Linked DNA regions of Homo sapiens: region 1 is linked to region 2. A link is a contact called in ENCODE Hi-C or POLR2A ChIA-PET data. All regions are on one chromosome and are shown on one strand. Each heading gives the region's core, a stretch centred on a gene start or an enhancer-like site at or near the end of the contact. The rest is flanking DNA. Distances are from core to core; before and after follow the strand shown.

What was found. Hi-C counts contacts between places; a loop is a spot of excess contacts on that map. ChIA-PET counts read pairs that join two places held with the same protein, here RNA polymerase II (POLR2A). Pooled maps may share reads with other maps.
Region 1: a loop to region 2 is called in a pooled map, with 2.5 times the contacts of the local background. The contact joins two enhancer-like sites. A Hi-C loop is called at or near these places in 2 of 168 maps with a recorded cell type or tissue (gastrocnemius medialis and psoas muscle) and 4 of 50 pooled maps. POLR2A ChIA-PET finds 5 or more read pairs at or near these places in 6 of 52 experiments (HepG2, K562, PC-9 and 3 more).

What each region holds. Positions count from the first base shown.
Region 1 is chr6:7,199,541-7,202,402 of GRCh38, reverse strand. All of the region lies in intron 6 of RREB1 (ras responsive element binding protein 1), which reads right to left. Among named protein-coding and RNA genes, the nearest start is that of RREB1, 93 kb to the right of the region's middle. RefSeq lists enhancers at 59-108, 159-308, 1,073-1,367. Within about 2 kb of position 1,367, at least 21 of the 41 ENCODE cell types and tissues checked have a DNase peak (open chromatin) inside an H3K27ac peak, as active enhancers do; they include PC-9, where a contact is called at or near this core.
Region 2 is chr6:7,050,203-7,052,902 of GRCh38, reverse strand. No RefSeq gene overlaps it. Among named protein-coding and RNA genes, the nearest start is that of RREB1, 56 kb to the left of the region's middle. RefSeq lists silencers at 665-1,114, 1,145-1,264 and an enhancer at 1,096-1,597. Within about 2 kb of position 1,427, at least 30 of the 41 ENCODE cell types and tissues checked have a DNase peak (open chromatin) inside an H3K27ac peak, as active enhancers do; they include PC-9, where a contact is called at or near this core.

The DNA of each region.
Region 1 (2,862 bases), core at 118-2,617, 150 kb before region 2:
TCAGCTTGAAAGGCGATCACTTGAGGTGTCTTCAAGAAGGCAGGACCTAGTTACTTACTCACTTTCTGTGCAGGAGGAAGAGATGACTATCTTCATGATAGGGCAGTGCTAAGTCACTGCTACTCCTCAGCCAGTTCCAAAAGAGGAACAAGAAATGCACGGGTGGGGCCATCCCAGATGGTCGGCCATGCGCCCACAAGGGAAGTGGAAGGTGCCGTGGGCGAGTGCAAGAAGCAGCGTAGTGAAAAAGGAAAGCCACCCACTCTGGGGATGTTGTGTTATATTACTTACGGGCCACTGAGAAACTGCTGGCAAGGAAAGGGGAACCAAGATTGGAGAGAGAATGAATATAAATGAATCCAAAGAGAAATGTCACCTCCCAAGACCAACCAGGCGACAGAGCCCTTCTGTATGACCAAGGCCGTCTATAGCCACTTTTATCTAAAACGGATGGACATGGTGCACACATGGCCTCTGTTCTCCAGAGATGTCGAGGGAGGAACAGTACACCATCTACCAACAGAAACTGGAGAGGAGGGCCCCAGAAGAACCTGCAGCATGGCAGACCTCAGTTTTCCCACCCATAAACTTGGAACAGCAGTCCTCTTGAGCAAGCTGGGTTATATAAGCATGAAAAGGAAGAATTAAGTGCTGACACCACAGGACCAATGAACCCATTATGCAACTGAATCTCCGGTTTAAGGAAATACAAAATCTGTCTCCACTGAAGGCCAACAACCTTTCCACTAAGCATCCCAGAGCCCCAAGAGAAGCTGAGGATGGCCCACAGGCACACAGACATGCCAAAGGTGAGATGAGGATCCGTGTCATGAATACACAGGCTAAGACTTCAGTGCTTCCTGTTCATGTTTCAGTGGGGAGGGTGGGATGGGGGTTGGGGGGGGGGGACAATGTTGCCACTAATCACCTTCCTTAACACATCAGAAAAAGGTTGACAGTGAGTGGGCACGCTTCAGTGTTTGCTAGCACCAGCTTGTTCAGCCCGAACAGGTCGGACAGGTTGGATATTTAAACAAAGGCGGAAAAATGTAAGGTATAAAGCCCTGTGAAGTGCTACGGTGGAAATGCTGCCAGCTCCCTGCAGGTTTCATTTTGTGATCTAATGCTGGAAGTCAGGCTCCCTCTTGACTTTGCTACTTTCGAGTTATGAAACTAAACCGGACACACACTCAGGACCTGTTCAAAGTTCTCAGTGCATCAGACGAGGGGCATGGTGGGAGAGGACACCTGGGCATGTTGCATTCCGGAGCAGAGGCCAGCTCTCTGCTAGTCATCCTACCCCCAGCAAGCCCATCCCTAACCTTCCCTAACCTAATTTCTCACTCTCACCACTGCCTGCTGTTCAAGTGTGGGCAAGCACGATGTTCCAGATTCTGCTGCCATCCACCAGTTTTACCCGGTAAGACTGAGCTGCTGAAATACCTCAACAAGATATGTCAAAAATACTGTACTGCTTGCATTAAAGATAAAATTTATTTTGCATTTCCTTTCCAAAACACAAACTGACAACAACTCTGCTAAAACAGAAGAAAACTTAAGTTATAAATATTAGCATCCAGTTGGCCAAATGATAAAAAACTAATTATGAACCAGATCATAAATTTGAGAACCAGTGATAGGACGAAAAAGGCTTGATTGTTGCTTAACATGTCCACTGAGGGGACAGTGTCCACTTGGACAGTTTTATGATTGTTATGCTCTTTGGCATAACTGAACATGAACTTGGTCAATTCAATTCAGAGAGAAATTCTAAATCAAAAGTAAGCATCGGCCACAAGAGGTTTTTCAAATATTTCTTCAAAAATATAAAATAGGCCAGGCATGGTGGCTCACGCCTGTAATCCCAGCACTTTGGGAGGCTGAGGTGGTCGGATCACCTGAGGTCAGGAGTTTGAGACCCGCCTGGCCAACATGGTGAAACCCCATCTCTACTAAAAATACAAAATTAGCTGGGTATGGTGGCGCATGCCTGTTATCCCAGCTACTCGGGAGGCTGAAGCAGGAGAATTGCTTGAACCCAGGAGGCAGAGATTGTGCCATTGCGCTCCAGCCTGGGCGACAAGAGTGAAACCTCATCTCAAAAAAGAAAAAAAAAAAAATACACACACACACACACACACACACACACACACACACATATACACACATACATATATATATATACACACACATACATACATATATACACACACACATATATATAAAATAAGCTGTGCTGATTGTTAAAGGGTATTAGAAAAGAAAAAAACACAAAGTAAAAGGGAAAAATGTTTTGAGGAAGGTCAAGTCTAGCAAATAAAAAACAGGCTACACAAGAGACTGTCAATTAAAATTGGCCAACTTTTAGCTTTGATAATTTTCTTACACTTTTTATCTAATTTGAAGAATAAAATTCAGTGACAGATCACACTTGCCTACCCTTTTTCTCAGAGGATAGTGGCAGCTTTCGATTATTCACAGATTTCTAAAATGCAAAGTAAAAATTCTGGAAAGAACCACAGAATCTCATCTAATAGTATTAATGCAAATCCACACTAAGAAAGTATAAAAATAGGCCAGGCATGGTGGAGTGTGCCTGTAGTCCCAGCTACTCGGGAGGGTAAGGTGGGAGGATCGCTTGAGCCTGGGAGGTTGAGGTTGCAGTGAGCTATGATGGCACCACTGCACTCCACCCTGGGAGACAGAGTGAGACCCCGTCTCAAAACAAAACAAAACAAAACAAAAAAATCACACACACACACAAAACCCAAGCACACACACATATATATGTAAACATCATAGAACAAGCAATCAAAAAAGAAGAAAAAAAGGCAAGTGTTCAAATAATAAGGATTTGCACAA
Region 2 (2,700 bases), core at 178-2,677:
TGCAGCCTCTTTCTCGGCCAGGCTCACCTAGAACACTCACTGCATCATTGCATCCAAGCCAAACTCGGTTACTGAGGCAACCAAGTTTTCCTTCCCAAAGGGTCACAGGGAAACACATCCCTCGGGATCCCCTGGTAACCGTCCACCGATAATGCTGGGGAACCACAACAGCAAATGACTCGCTTTCCAAGGCTGGAGCTGGCCGCCTCGGTCGGCCACAGCGGGGGTGTGCGTGGGGGGTATGCAGCATCCAGTTACATTCCTGACCCACTTTCGCGTCCCCTCCCTCCCCCTCCTCTTCCTCCTCCTCCCAGACAGGCCGCGAGGGCGCCAGCGCTCCGAGGAGCCATCCGCGAGCACTCCCCAGACAGCTGCCGGCTGGGTGCACCCGGCGTCGGGCACTACGGGGGGGACGCCGAGGGAGCCTGCCCCCGCCCCCACCCCCACCCCCGGCTTCCCTGCGCGCTCCCTCCTCGGTCACATGGACCCGCGAGCACCTGTTGGCAACCTCAGCCCCAAGCCGAGCCCCCCGCCGCCCCCTCTCCACCCTCACAGCAAAATTCCTTGCGGGAGGGAATGGGAAGACCGCCCAGTTCCCGTTCTGCAAACCCCGCTTTGCTAGGAGGGCGCAGGGGCCGGCGGGCGACGCCTGCACAGCTGCTCAGCTTAGGAAAGTGCAAAAGCGCCGCAGGCAAGCGGCGACTCGGTAGAGGGGATCCTAACCACCCCCTCCACGCATCACCCGCCTCCCCCGAGGCGGAGCGGGGAGATGGGGTGCGCCCGCCCCCAGCCCAACTCCGCTGGAAACCTGGGCTCCTCGCGGGCGCAGGGTGGGGATGCTGTGGAGTCCCGGCCGGGGCCGCAGGGGCGAGGGCAGGTAGCGGGTGGTGACGGGTGGGTGTGCGTTCCGGGTAGCCCAGTGCAGGAAGGGGGAGGGAAGCTGCCGTCGCAGCTGCAACTTCTGAGCGTGCAGAGCAACTCAGCAACTTTGCCTGCCCGGCGCGCCCCTCCCCCGCGCCACCGGGCCGGGCCGGGGGCTGCGCGGCGCCTTGCGGGCAGACTGGAGGTGCGGCCCAGTGGGGAAGGGACTGGGCTGGGGCTGCGGAAGTGGCACAGCCTCTCGGGGGACAGGAGTTGGGGGGCGCACCCACGCGCCCCGAGGCTTGAAAAATACGCCCGGGCCCCGCGCCGCGCACGCACCCCGCAGCCCCACACCAGCCAGGCCCTCGACTGCCGCTGGGCTCCGCGCGAGGAAGGGGGCGGAAGGATGGCGGCGGAACCATGGAAACTGTGCTCGGTGGATAAATAAGGAGAGGGCCGCGCTAGGCCGTCCCGGGCTGCCAGCATCTCGGAAGGCGGATGCAGCGCCCGGGGGAAGCGCGGCCCAGTTCGCACAAGTTGTTCTTCCCGAGCCGCCGCAGGGCTGCTGCCCTACCGCCCGGCTCCGCGCCGCAGCCGCCCTCGGGGGACGCCGCCTGGAGAGGCAGGCCCCAGCCTGGAAGGAGGCCGCCGGCGGGGGCTACGAGGTGTGGGGCAGAGGAGAGTGTGAAGGTGACCCCGGGGTCATCAGGTGTTTGTTCCGGGTCTTAAGGACCGCGCAAAGCCCTGCCGGTCTCGCTAGTCCCAGGTGCGCGTCCCGGAAGGTGAATTCATGTAGTTCAGACATTCTGAAGCTTCAGTGGGGCTAAATCCAGAAGTACAGGGAACCTGGGACGGCCTGGGATGGTACCCCATGTCCCCGAAGTTCTGCCCACACCCCTTCAGGGCGGCTCCCGGGAGTCGGATTGGCAACAGGGAAGCAGGATGTAAACTGGGAGGCTCTGGCCAGGCCCGGGCGCTCAACCGCACCCATTCCCTGCAAGCAAACTTAGCCTCCAACCTTCCTCCCCAGAGCTCTTCATCTGACTCACTGCCGAGTTACTGATGCTCTCCGGCCAAGCCTATTGCCTGTAAAGCTAGAGATTTCAATGGTGGTGTTATGAAGTTGAGTCACTTCAGGGTGTGGGGATCTTCAGACGCAAAGGGGTTATTTCAAGCGAAAGTAAACTACCTGCGCGGAGAAGCCTGGCAACCAGCTGAACGATTTAATTACATGCCATCTTAATTTAAAGAGATTTGCATGTTCATGAGGCCAGCTGGACAGTTACATTGTGATGTGTACCTGGAAATTACTTTTTAACTGGATAAGGTCAATTTATTTCACACCACGAACGGGTGAACAGTATTTCTCTTTTTTTGGATTCAACATTTTTGGTTCTTTTACTTCTTTTTCTCTTTTCTCTAATCCCACGACATTATTTTCTTTTACTTCTTAATGAAAAAAAAAATAACCTTCTACCCTTTTCCTCTGAAATAATTATGAAAGTCTAGGCTAGAGCGTAGTTTTCCAGAATACCATTCCAAAGAACTAAATCTTCAATATGGCCTTAAGTTATATTTGAAAAAAGGGCTCTGTGGTCATATATCACAACACATTTATTCCCAGATATACACAGTTTTGAATGTTAACATCTCTGATGTCTTCTATTTGGTGCCATCTTAGCATTGGGTCATAGTTTAATTGGCTATGATTTTCTTTCTTAGTGGTCCATAAAATAAGGAAGTTTGAGAAATGCTGAGTTAAGCAAGTTAAATCAAGTATATTTGTTACACAAGAAATAAATACAGCAGTGTAAGGCCTTTCAGAATCTTTGATGTGCT